Regions from separate parts of the Homo sapiens genome. Here region 1 is linked to region 2. A link is a contact called in ENCODE Hi-C or POLR2A ChIA-PET data. All regions are on one chromosome and are shown on one strand. The core of a region is the stretch at or near the end of the contact, and the rest is flanking DNA. Distances in the headings are between cores, read along the strand shown.

What was found. A loop is a pair of places that touch in the nucleus more often than their neighbours do. ChIA-PET counts read pairs that join two places held with the same protein, here RNA polymerase II (POLR2A). Pooled maps may share reads with other maps.
Region 1: a pooled map shows a loop between it and region 2 (3-fold over the local background). The contact joins the promoter of ANAPC5 here to the enhancer-like site in region 2. A Hi-C loop is called at or near these places in 1 of 168 maps with a recorded cell type or tissue (endothelial cell of hepatic sinusoid) and 3 of 50 pooled maps. POLR2A ChIA-PET finds 5 or more read pairs at or near these places in 3 of 52 experiments (H1, WTC11 and naive thymus-derived CD4-positive, alpha-beta T cell).

The regions. Positions count from the first base shown.
Region 1 is chr12:121,348,894-121,355,687 of GRCh38, forward strand. It overlaps ANAPC5 (anaphase promoting complex subunit 5), which reads right to left and starts at 3,518. Exons shown (of 17, transcript NM_016237.5): 1 at 3,241-3,518. The coding sequence starts at 3,447. RefSeq lists enhancers at 2,593-3,268, 3,261-3,520, 3,945-4,620, 4,621-5,294.
Region 2 is chr12:121,273,231-121,280,140 of GRCh38, forward strand. CAMKK2 (calcium/calmodulin dependent protein kinase kinase 2) reads right to left here. Exons shown (of 17, transcript NM_001270485.2): 2 at 826-1,355. The coding sequence starts at 1,296. Among named protein-coding and RNA genes, the nearest start is that of CAMKK2, 20 kb to the right of the region's middle. Within about 2 kb of position 5,046, at least 18 of the 41 ENCODE cell types and tissues checked have a DNase peak (open chromatin) inside an H3K27ac peak, as active enhancers do.

The DNA of each region.
Region 1 (6,794 bases), core at 2,268-4,767, 74 kb after region 2:
CCAATAAAGACTTAATTTATAATACAGAGTTGAATTATGTTGCTTTTCTTACTGTGAAATATAATGCAGCCATTAAAAAGACCATTTGGGGCCTGGCGCAGTGGCTCACGCCTGTAATACCAGCGCCTTGGGAGGCTGAAGCAGGCAGATTACTTGAGGTCAGGAGTTCGAGACCAGCCTGGACAACATGGTGAAATCCCATGCCCAGGCTGCTCTTGAACTCCTAGGCTCAAGTGATCCTCCCACGTTGGCCTCCCAAAGTCTAGGCACCAAGCCAAAAATTAACTAATTTAAGAAATCAAACAGTTAGTAAAGGAGTTGAGGTCTGGCTGGGATGCTACTAGATGAACTCTACATACATTTTGATTAAAACTATACAGTAGGGGGCCAGGTGTGGTGGCTCATGCCTGTAATGCCAGCACTTTGGGAAGCTGAGGCAGGTGGATCCCTTGAGCCCAGGAGTTCAAGACTAGCCTGAGCAACATAGGGAGACTACATCTCTACCAAAATTTAAAAATTAGCCAGGCATGGTGGCAGGTGCCTGTAGTCCTAGCTACTTAGAAGACTGAGGTAGGAGGACAGCTTGAGCCTGGGAGGTGGAGGCTATGGTAAGCTAGGATCGCACCACGGCACTCCAGCCCAGGTGACTGAGGGAGTGAGATCCCACCACTCTAAAAAAATTAAAAAAAAAATAAATTTAAAAATAAAAAATTAAATAAAATAACTATATAGTAGTTAGCCAGGTTAAAAACCAGAAAGAATTCCAAACAGCAAAAAACAACATGAGCAGGAAGGTGAGAGTTAAGAGACCAGAATCACTGTTTCTATTTTTTTTTTTTTTTTGGAGACGGATGCCCAGGCTGGAGTGCAGTGATGTGATCTCAGCTCACTGCAACCTCCACCTCCTGGGTTCAAATGATTTCCTGCCTCAGCCTCCCGAGTAGCTGGGACTACAGGCGCACATCACAATGCCCGGCTAATTTTTTTTTGTATTTTTAGTAGAGATGGGGTTTCACTGTGTTGGCCAGGCTGGTCTCGAACTCCTGACCTCAAGTGATCCACCCACCTCAGCCTCCCAAAGTGCCGGGGTTACAGGTGTGATCCCACCCGGCCTTTTATTTACCAAAATTTTAGTATTATAACTTTAATAATGGAGGGAAATGCATTTATAGTAATAGCAGACGTGGCTAGCCCTGGGAGCCACAAGTTATAAAGACATCCCTTTTATTTAACTGGGTAGGTCTCTTGACCATGGTGTCCTCAGTTCTCCCCTCTTCCCATGCCCCTCACCCACAAATACAAGTGATAAATTTTTTAAAAAAGCCTTTATAAACTATACTAAGGAATATAAATGCAACTCTAGACACTAATTTTATTAGGTTTATCTTTTAAGATCCCATAATATAGAGGCCCAGGGACCCAGATCTGTTTCTGCCATCACTGTTACTCAACAGACAATGCTTATCCATCAAGGCACAGCTTCACACTTTCTGTAAGAAATCCTCGGGCCGGGCGCGGTGGCTCATGCCTGTAATCCCAGCACTTTGGGAGGCCGAGGCGGACAGATCACGAGGTCTGGAGATCGAGACCATCCCGGCTAACACGGTGAAACCCCGTCTCTACTAAAAATACAAAAAATTAGCCGGGCGTGGTGGCGGGAGCCTATAGTCCCAGCTACTCCGGAGGCTGAGGCAGGAGAATGGCGTGAACCCGGGAGGCGGAGCCTGCAGTGAGCCGTGATCGTGCCACTGCACTCTGGCCTGAGCGACGGAGCGAGACTCCGTCTCAAAAAAAAAAAAAAAATCCTCTCCATGAGTGCACTCATCCACCTCTATCGCATTTCATTCATTTTACAAAAAACTACTCAGGCATTCTAGGAGGCTTTGGGGATGTACCAGTAAACAAAAACAGGACTAAGTACTGAGCTGGTGGAGGTTACCGTCTAATGGGAGAGAAGGCCATCACTCACGTAACCATGAATATAAATGGAAAAACCACAACTGATATAGGGGAAGGTATATGCCATATGTGAACACACTAAAATGAAAATTCTAGTAATATTGAGCATTTACTACATGCTAGTAACAGTTTCTACTATTGTTCCCATTTTACAGAGAGAAAACTGAGACCCAAATGAATTAAGGAACTTAATTATCTGAGCTAAACCTGTGTCTGCAAAATGAAATAACACATGACGGCCGGGCGCAGTGGCTCACTCCTGTAATCCCAATACTCTGGGAGACCAGACGGGAGGATTGCTTGAGTCCAGGAGTTCCCGGCCAGCCTGGGTAACATGGCAAAATCCCGTCTCTACAAAAAATGCAAAAAAATTAGCTGGGCGTAGTGACCCGCGCCTGTACTCCCAGCTACTTGGGAGGCTGAGGTGGGAGGATCACCTGAGCCTGAGAGGTCGAGGCTGCAGTGAGCCGCGATCACACTACTGCACTCCAGCCTGGGCGACAAAGCGAGACCCTGTCTCAAAAAAATAATAATAATTTAAAACAAATTTTAAGTAAAGTGCTTAGCACACAGTTAAGTATTCAATCAGTGCTCGTCCTTGGCTTTATGCCTTTTTTTTTTTTGAAACGGAGTCTTGCACTGTCGCCCAAGCTGGAGTGCAGTGGCGCGATCTCGGCTCACTGCAACCTCCGCTTCCCAGGTTCTAGCGATTCTCCTGCCTCAGCCTCCCGAGTAGCTGAAATTACAGGTGCCCGCCACCACGTCCAGCTAATTTTTTGTGTTTTTAGTAGAGACGGGGTTTCACTACGTTGGTCAGGCTGGTCTCGAACTCCTGACCTCGTGATCCACCCGCCTTACCCTCCCAAAGTGCGGAGATTATAGGCGTGAGCCACTGCGCCCGGCCCGGTTTTATGGCATTTTTACTGTTTATTACGGTCCTCTAGGATAGGGAGCCTGTATGACTTATCCCTGTGTCTCCAACGCTCTATTGTATAGCCCCATTTTAAAGAAGATACAGGATCTGAGACTCTAACTCTCAGCTAATAAATACTGGAGCCAGACATGAACTTGCAAAAAAAAAAAATGCATGTAAAGCGCCTGGCCCACCGTAAACGCTCAGTACGTGTTAGCTACCGGTAGTAGCTATCTTTATTTCTTCACGTTCCTCCAGGCAGGGAGAGTATCTGATGGACACGAGTGTCCCCAAGCCCAGGGTTCCGCACAGAGCAGATGCTCAGTAAAAGTTTGCTGCACGAGCAGGAGCCAGCGGGCGCCTCTCACCTGCAGCAGGGGCAGGAGCAGCTGGTTGAGCCTCCGCCGCTCCATGAGGCTGACGGCGCCCTCGCCTGTGCGGCTCATCTCGTTCAGCAGCACCAGCACCGCGATCTTGTACGGCGTCACCCAGTCCTTGATGCCGAACACATTGGCGTGCACAACCCCATTGGTCATCATGGGATTGAAGTAGAGGCTCTCGTGGACGCTGGCCATGGCGGCCCGAGACTAAGTCTCGGGCCCGCGGCGCGCTGCCGCCAGTTGTCACCACAAGGCACAACACTACCGGGTCTACATCTCCGCCCGCCCTCACAATATCCCAGGAAACAGACATCCGCGTGCTCGCGGCATTTGTTAACCAATCAGAGCAGTCTGTCAGAGCACATGGGAGAGCGACAGCCAGTCAGAATGTACAAGAGTGCGGGGAGGGGTGCACCAAAAGACTGACTCCCTACAGAAACTTTTGCCGAGTGGGAGCAGGTTCCCAGGCTACGTGGACAGGGACCGGATGGGAGGGGAAGTCGATGCTTGGGGTCGGGGCTGAAGGGACTGAGGAGCTCCCAAAGTGGTTTTTTTGTTGTTGGTTGTTGTTGTTGGTGGTGGTGGTGGTGGTTGTCGTTGTTGTTGTTTGAGACGATATCTCGCTATGTTACCAAGACTGGAGGGCAGTGGTTATTCGTAGACGCCCTCAAAGAGCACTGCACCCTCCCAAATCCTGGGCTCGAGCGATCCTCCCGCCTTCCCGAGAAGCTGGGACTACAGGCAGCGCGCCTGGCTTGTTCATGTAATTTGAAAATAGTTCAAATAGAATGTTTAAATGATTGTGTTTAAAAGTACCGAAATTAAATTTGCACCCTTAAAGTATGTATTTATTATGTTACTTTTAAACTCAAATGTTTAGGAGTTTAACTCTGTCTTTTTAAAGATAGGAACATGAGATTTTTCTTCAGCGTTTCACAAATGCCATTTGCAGACAGCCAGATCAGGTTGCCAGTGGTCGTGTATCCTTACGTGAAATAGAACATTAGCAACATCACCTCCATGTGCTGAGTCAGTTTCCTACCTAATAAACTACAAAATCTATACTCTGCATTTCAAAGCCCTCCAAAAGCAATCCCCAGCCAACATTTTGAACCTGATTTTTCACAATTCCCCTTCCGTTCATCTGTACCTCTCCCAAGACACTTAGTTCTCTATACCCTGAATTATTATTAATGATCTGGTATCCCTATTAGTCTTTATGTCCCTTGAAAGAAAAACCACATACCATTCAACTTTGGCTATCCACATGCACACACTGTGCCTTGTGCCTTTTGTTTTGTTTTGTTTTGTTTTGAGACGGAGTCTCCTCTGTCGCCCAGGCTGGAGTGCAGTGGCGCGATCTCTGCTCACTGCAAGCTCTACCTCCCTGGTTCACGCCATTCTCCTGCTTCAGCCTACCGAGTAGCTGGGACTACAGGCATCGGCCACCACGCCCGGCTAATTTTTTGTATTTTTAGTAGAGACGGGGTGTCACCGTGTTAGCCAGGATGGTCTCAATCTCCTGACCTCGTGATCCTCCCGCCTCGGCCTCCCAAAGTGCTGGGATTACAGGCGTGAGCCACCGCGCCCGGCCTGCCTTGTGCCCATTTTTATGTTTGTTTAAATTATACTTTCTCTCTCTCTCATTCTGCTACCGAGGCTGGACTGCAGTGGCACGCTCACGGCTCACTGCAACCTCAGCCTCCAGTTAAAGTAGGTAATTAGACATGAGCAGGGCAGGAGACCCCCTCGCCCTCAGGAATGCCAGGCTCAAGCAATCCTCCCACCTCAGCCTCACGAGTAGTTGAGACTACAGGCTTGTGCCACCATGCATGGCTAATTTTTTTTTTTTTTTTTTCCCGATACGGAGTCTTGCTCTGTCGCCCAGTCTGGAGTACAGTCGCTCGATTTCGGCTCACTACAATCTCTACCTCCCGGGTTCAAGCAATTCTCCTGCCTCAGCCTCCCGAGTAGCTGGAACTACAGGCACGCACCACCACGCCCGGCTAATTTTTGTATTGTTTGTAGAGATGGGGTTTCACCATGTTGGCCCGGCTGGTCTTGAACTGGTTGAACTCCTGACCTCAGGTGACCCGCCCATCTCCGCCTCCAAAAGTGCTGGGATTACAGGCCTGAGCCACTGTGCCTGGATGCATGGCTAATTTTTTTATTTTTTGTAGACACGAGGTCTTGCGATGTTGTCCAGGCTGGTCTCGAACTCCTGGACTCAAGTGATCCTCCTGCCTCAGCCTCCCAAATTGCTACGATTAAAGGCATGGGCCACTGCATGCAGCCTCATGCCTGGTTTTTGTTTTCTCAATCGCTATTTGTTTAATGAATAATGAATGAATATGCATTATTAGTTCACAAAAACAAAAAAGAAGGCAGATATGTATAAGCTAAATGATGCTATCAAAAAAGAAGACATTGATATCTTGTAATACAAGCTTTCCTATCTTGAGAACTCTGTATGTTTTAGTTACCATACATAATTATTATATAACTATCTTTTATTTGTGAAAGGAGAAGCTGGCTTTTGCCAGGAATTTAATACTCACTTAACCTCTTTCTTTGCCTCGGTTTATTTTTATGCCTCACTCTATTAATGAAAAAGCATACTTACAATCTCCCAGCTCTTTAGGATATTTTTGCATATGTGTATACCATAAATAAGGTTTGACAAAGGGTCTGTGTGGAATAAACTAGTATTCAACCTTAAAATCCTGAGTAGGAACACTTAATGAATGGAAAGAGGAAAGTAATTTTACAAAATCCTAAATAACAATTTTACTGTAAATTGGTAAGACTTTCAAGCCATTGATTCATTTATTCAGTAACACTGTGCTAAGCTCCTGCTATATTTAAGGCACTGTTCTAGGTGCTGGGGACCAAAAGGGATGAATTTCTAAGCCAGAAGTTGCAAACTGAAGTTGCAATCTAAACTAAATGCGGCTCATTAGATATATTTTATTTGCTTTGCATGGTGTTTGCCAACACTTAAAAATTAGGATATTTCTGCCAACAAAGAACTACATTTCCAGCTTCACTTGAAAAATTTGAAAATTTGGTAACATGATTTATTCCTAGATGGTAACAACTGACTGGATATGCACAGCATAAGCTGCCTTTGGCCAGGTGCAATGGCTCATGCCTGTAATCCCAACATTTTGGGAGGCCAAGGCAGGCAGATCACTTGAGGTCAGGAGCTCGAGACCAGCCTGGGCAACATGGTGAAACCCTGTCTCTATTAAAAATATAAAAATTAGCCAGGCATGGTGGGGGGTGCCTGTAATCCCAGCTACTCGGGGGGCTGAGGCAGGAGGATCGGTTGAACCCAGGAGGCAGAGGTTGTAGTGAGCCGAGGTCATGCCACTGCACTCCAGCCTGGGCAACAGAGCAAAAACTCCATCTCAAAAATAAATAAATAAATAGGCTGGAGGTGGCGGCTCATGCCTATAATCCCAGCACCTTGGGAGGCAGAGGTGGGTGGATCACTTTGAGGCCAGGAGTTTGACACATGCCTGGCCAACATGGTGAAACCC
Region 2 (6,910 bases), core at 3,796-6,295:
GGACATTATCGGAATAGGCCTTACAAAGTTGGCATGGGGTGGTGGGGGAGGTGGTTCCAAGCAGAAGGAACAGCGAGAGTACAGACCCAAGGCAAGAGCTTGGATTCCGAGGAATGTGAAGGCAGGAACAGAGGGAGCTTAGGGAGCTGGCAGCAGAATGGCAGGAGGGATGGGAAAGGGTCAGACCACACAGGGCCCTGTGAACCCTGGTGAGGATCTGAGTTCTCTGTATCCCCGCAGGGTTTACGGTAAGGGTCCTGTGAGAAATGCACAGCAAGTGCTGAACCCAGTGCCTGGTGCCAACACACGCTCGGCCAGGCGGGTCGTCGCCAGGCTCTCAGTGACCCGCCTCATTCCATCACACCTTCGCCCACACCTCAGTCTCTTTGCTGGAGGCTCCCTCCGGCCCTGCAACTGCTCTGTCCACACCCACAGGGGGTCACACACACCTGCCCCAGCAGCCCTCACCCATGAGTATAAATACCCCAGCTCCCTTGCCCCTGGTGGGATGACTGAGGCTGCTGCTCTGTGCTGTTCCCCAGGGTCCCACGGAAGGAAAAAGCCCCAGCGGCCCACACTCCACACTGGTAATCGGCTCCATGACCCACCCTTTGCTGACTGCCTTCCCTTCCCCATGCTGATTCACGACCCCCCTAGGGCCCCTTTTTGGCCCCAGCCGCCCCCAAGGTTCCCTGGAGTCAACTCCTAGGTCAACCGTGGCACTCAGATCCTTCTGGGGGAGCCCAACCTTCCACAGAGGCCCTGCTGGGGGCAGGGAAGGGCACCAGGGACCCCTAGGACCTGGCTCACCACCGGCTCACGCACCTGCATACCCGTGATGGAGACGTGGTGAGACTCCACTGTCGGCCGCCGGGGCAGCCGAGGCGAGGACTGCGGGGAGCTGACGGGTGAGTAGGGCAGGGACGGGCAGATGCAGCGTCCGTTCATGTCCAGGCTGCCACCGGCTGCCAGCCCACCCTGGGACCGCTCTTGCAGAGACAGCTTGCGACCGGAGAGGTGGGGCCGGGCCTGGGACCCGGAGGTGTCAAGGGGGACCTCTTGGCCATCGGCCTCCAGGGGCCGGTCCCGCGCCAAGCCGAGGTCCACAGCACAGCCCGGCTCACACTCGGTGACCACAATGAAGGACTCCATGCCCAGGTGGATGCTCAAGGATGAGAGGCCCCGCAGGGCCTCACAGGGCTTCTGGCTTTCGCTGCTGCTGCTGCCCCTGCCCCCCAGCTCATCCTGGGGGGCGGCCCGGTTGCTGCTGGGCTGGCTAGAGACACATGATGACATGGTGCATGCGCCAGCTTCATCCAGCACACTGGGGCACTCCCATCCGGCAGCGGAGCCACCTGCAGAAAGAGAAAGGGTCAGCTGGCCCAGCTCCTACGGGCAGGGACAGGAAAGGATCCCCTCTCCTCCTGGCCCAGGCTGCTGTCTAATTCCTGCCTCCAGTTGACATCCTAAAAAAATCTTGCAAAACATGGTGTGATCTGATCTCTGAGTCTATACAGAAAAGCAGAGTCTGCATCTTCTTATATTTTTTCTTTTATTATTTTTTCTTTTTTTTTCTTTTTTTTTTTTTTGAGACAAGGTCTCTCCCTCTCTCTGTTGCCCAGGCTGGAGTACAGTGGTGCGATCATAGCTCACTGTACCCTTGAACTCCTAGGCTCAAGTGATCCTCCCATCTCAGCCTCCCAAGTAGCTGGAACCACTTCTCACATACCATGACAATAATTCCTAACTCAATTCCTATAGGAACAAGTATAAGAAAACCCCCAAATAGAGCACACATATCCCCTACAGAATTGACAGCTGCTTCCAGCTCAAGCCAATTGTTGCTCGGCAGGAATCTGGGCCTACTATTGCTGGTCTTCCCTTTGTTTTTCCCAAGAGAAGCCCTAAGGAGGTTAATAAGTTTGCCTGACTTTTTATTTTTAAATGCTGGGCATTAACAATGCAGGTCAGGGCTGGACACGGTGGCTCACACCTGTAATCCTAGCATTTTGGGAGGCCAAGGCAGGCAGATTACTTGAAGCCAGGAATTCCAGATCAGCCTGGCCAACATGGTGAAACCTCATCTCTACTAAAAATACAAAAATTAGCCGGGCATGGTGGCGTGTGCCTGTAATCCCAGCTACTCAGGAGGCTGAGGCAGGAGAATCGCTGGAATCCAGGAGGCGGAGGTTGCAGTGAGCCGAGATCATGCCACTGCACTCCAGCCTCAGCAACTCAGCAATAGACCAAGACTGTCTCAAAAAAAAAAAAAAAAAAAAGGTCGGGGGGAATCAAGTATATGCCACAATATGGATGAACCTCTAAAATATTATGCTAACTGAAGGAAGCCAGTCACAAAAGGTCACATATATATGATTCTATTTATATGAAATTTTTAAAATATGCAACTCCACAGAGACAGAAAGTAGACTAATGGTTGCCTAGGACTATGGGGGTGGTGACATTAGTGGGTGTGGGGAATGGCTGCTTAATGGGCACAGGTTTTCCTTTTGGGGTGATCAAAACGTTTTGAAACTAGATAGAGGTAATGGTTGCACAGCATTGTGAACGTACTAAATGCCACTGAACTATACACTTCAAAATGGCCAACTTATGTTACATGAACTTATATCTCAATTTTTTAAAAAAGGCCAGGCACGGCAGCTCACGCCTGTAATCTCAGCACTTTGGGAGGACAGGGCGGGTGGATCATGAGGTCAGGAGTTCAAGGCCAGCCTGACCAACATGGTGAAACCCCATCTCTACTAAAAATACAAAAATTAGCCAAGTGTGGTGATGTACACCTGTAGTCCCAGCTACTCAGGAGGCTGAGGCAGGAGAATCACTTGAACCCGGGAGGCGGAGGTTGCAATGAGCCGAGATCACGCCACTGCACTTCAGCCTGGATGACAGAGTGAGACTCCATCTCAAAAAAAAAAAAAAAGAGAGAGAAGTCGGACACAGTGGTTCATACCTGTAATCCTCCCAGCACTTTGGGAGGCCAAGGCAGGTGGATCACCTGAGGTCAGGAGTTCAAGACCAGCCTGGCCAACCTGGTGAAACCCCATCTCTACTAAAAATACAAAAATTACCTGGGCATGGTGGTGGGCACCTGTAATCCCAGCTACTCGGGAGGCTGAGGCAGGAGAATCACTTGAATCCGGGAGGTGAAGGTTGCAATGACTGAGCCGAGATCGCACCACTGCACTGCAGCCTGGGTGACTGAACAAGACTCATCTCAAAAAATAAAAATAAAAAAGATTAACACATCCCCTTAGGCTGTCAATTCTTACCGTCTCTGGGACAGAACATTAACCTTTGCTTAACGTGTTTGACAAATTCTGCTGGACAAATGTCACAGGTACCACTGGAATTCAGGGAGTACATTTGTGGACAGACACCTGTGGATGATGGCCACTCCATGCTAATCACCCACATCACAAAGGGTCTCTCTGGACCATCCTGGCCAACATGGTGAAACCCCGTCTCTACTAAAAATACAACAATAAGCCAGGTGTAGTGGCTCATGCCTATAATCCTAGCTACTGGAGAGGCTGAGGCAGGAGAATTGCTTGAACCTGGGAGGCGGAGGTTGCAGTGAGCTGAGGTTGCACCACTGCACACCAGCCTGCCAACAGAGGGAGACTCCATCTCAAAAAAAAAGGGCGGGGTGGGGGGGGGGTCTCTCTAGATGTCCCAGGAAAACAGTGAGGGCTCAGCAGAGATTTTATGAATGAATAAAATGGTATCTCCGATGACATTGGGAGGTAGTGGGGTAAAAGAGAGGAAGGTACAGACAGCGGAAAGCCAGAGCTCCCTGGAGGATCTGGCTGAGAGGCAGAAAATGGCCCTCAGCGCTCTCGGAACGGTCCTTCCAGAAGAACTGATGAAATAGCTACTACGCCAGGCACGTGGCAGGGAAAGCCCAACAGGAAAGGCAAAAGGGAAAACCCAACGCCCCAGCCCTGACACGGGCCTGACTCATGCACACAGAGTGTGTGGTAAGAGAACGCCAAAGAGTCCAATCATGCGGCAAGATGTTCAACCTCACAGTAAGAGAACTGCAAATTCAAACTACAATCAGGCAGCCTGGTGGCTCCCCAAAAAGTTAAACGTAGAGTTGCCATATAACCAGCAATTCCTCTCCTAGGTATAGACCCAAAAGAATTGAAGGTAGGGATTCAAACGGATACTTGTACACTAATGTTCATAGCAACATCATTCACAATAGCCAAAAGGTATAACCAAGTGTCCATCAACAGACGAATGAATAAACAAAATGTGGCAGAGCCATACAACAGAATACTATACAGCCACAAAAAAGAAGGAAACTCTGACTCACACTACAACACAGACGAACCGTGAAGACATACGCTAAGTGAAGCAAGCCAGATACTAAAGGACAAGTGTTGTAAGATTTCAGTTACATGAAGTATCTAGAATAGTCAAATTCAGGCCAGATGCAGTGGTTCGCACCTGTAATCCCAACACCTTGGGAGGCCAAGGCAGGCAGATCACTTGAGGTTAGGAGTTCCAGATAAGCCCGGCCAATATGGTGAAACCCCATCTCTACTAAAAATACAAAAATTAGCCAGGCGTGGTGTTGGGCACCTGTCATCCCAGCTACTCAGGAGGCTGAAGCAGGAGAATCACTTGAACCCGGGAGGCACAGGTTGCAGTGAGGCGAGATTGCGCCACTGCACTCCAGCCTGGGTAACAGAGCAAGACTCCATCTAAAATAAATAAATAAATAAAAAGTGTTTTAAAGGAAAGAAAATACCTGTAACCATGATCGGAGTTATGATGATAAGGCCTAGGATGCTACGGGATCAGACGGGGCAGGAGGTCAGGAGAGGGGAGCAGTTGGTCTTATCTCCTATTTCTCTGTCCCCCATTCCCCCTTACTGTATCTCAGAAAGAAATCATCAACTCTGTCCCTGTCTCAGTTTCCCCATCAATGAGAGAATACAACTCAAGTTTGATATTTCTCTATGGCCCTAGCTGCTGCTACTTTACTTCTCCTTCTCATGGTCCTTATGTCCCAGAAGAGGAAACTCAAGATACCCTGAAGTTCAACAGCTTAAGGTCATTGACATCCTGTAAAGTTGGTGCCCATCTGATAGTCATAGGATTAGATGAACCAAGCACTCAGAATCATGCCCTGCAAGTGGTTAAGTACTCAAAAACTATTACTTCAACAAACACCTGTTGGATGCTATGGTTTGACTCTGTGTCCTCTCCCAAATCTCACCTTGAATTGTACTCCCATAATTCCCGTGTGTTGTGGGAGGGACCCAGTGGGAGATAATTGAATCACGGGGGCGGGTTCCCCCATACTGTTCTCATGGTGGTAAGCCTCACGAGATCTGATGGTTTTATCAGGGGGTTCCGCTTTTGCATCTTCCTCATTCTCGCTGCCTGCTGCCGTCCATGTAAGACCGGACTTGCTCCTCCTTGACTTCCGCCATGATTATGGGGCTTCCCCAGCCAAGTGGAACTATAAGTCCAGTTAAACCTTTCTGTTGTAAATTGCCCAGTCTCGGGTATGTCTTTATCAGCAGCGTGAAAACGGACTAATACAGATGCCCATGGCCTGCTCTGGTAGGTAGCCTATGCTCTGGAATGTTCCCACGAGGACCAATGTCCAAGCGAGCTGGCCTGCTCTTAAGTGTGTCCCTCAGCCCTGGCTGTGTGGCCTGCGTCCCCCAGGGCAGGCAGTCAGTCTCTCCCCTATCCTAGAGCTGCCTCTGATAGGGCTGCAAGAGTTCCTGAGAAGAAAATGAGGCTGAGCAGTGCCTGGGAAAGTCAATGGAGATTTGTTTTTTTCTCACCAACAGGAAAACAATTGCTTATCGAACTCTACACCAGGCCAAGGGCACTGAGCCATCCGCCCCCAGCAAGGCTGCTTTTAATCGGCCTCCTTGGCAAGCTGGCATCTGGCCCGGGCCTCCCTCACAGCTCTGACGGAGTCTCGGCCTCTGCGGTCTGTTGGAGGATGGAGAGGAGAGACAGCTCAGACCCCGGGCAGGGACGTCGGCGCTGGCAGGGCAAGCGTGAAACCCCAGAGCTCAGCAGAGAGGAGCCCCAGGGACGCAGGCCCTGACAGGAAGAGATGCATCCAGGGGCTTCTGGCCTCACAGACACCTAGAGTCTAGGCCAGTGTCCTGAACGGTTTGGGGGTCACAGACCCTACAAAGATCTGATGAAAGCTACCAACACTCTGTGCAGAAGAAATCATGCAAAAAGACAATAGTTTAGCCTGGAAACAGCAACGGCTAACATTCAACTGAGCTCTCATCAGGCACCCAGCACGGAGATAACCGCCTGGCCATGTAACCCTCACAGGACCAGGCCCTCTGCCAGGGAAGGACAGTGAAGCATTCGATTCCAGAGGGCGGAGCGTGAGAGGAGGACTTTTTTGCAAAGTTGCTTGGATTTGACAAAATGTCAGCCCTGGCCCTGCATCCTTCCCCATGAAATCCAGGCAGAGGCCATCCCCCAAGGCCTTGCCTCTACCCTGTTCCCTCTCACAGGGCAGCTCATCACGAGCCACCAGAGCCTTCCTGGAGCAGATGGACCCGGGACCCGGGCCAGGATGAGGGAAACGCTCCTTCCTCTGCCAGGAAGCTGAGTGGCGCAGGCCTCCAGGAAACACCTTCTCATTTCCTAGGGGCTGTTTCCAACCTGCATCCGCTACCTCCCGCGCAGCAAGCTGCCAGTGGGTGCCAAAGAGGTGCTCCCGAGCCCGGACACACCTGTGCAGGCTCCCCCGAGGTTGCCTCATCCTGGGCACAACAAAAAGGCCCAAAACAGCTCCGAGGATCCTGCCAAGGCCACGGACGATGTCCTGCCCGGGACATCAATGTCCTCCTTGGGAAAATGGGCTCAGCCAGCCAAAGTCAGGGACCCC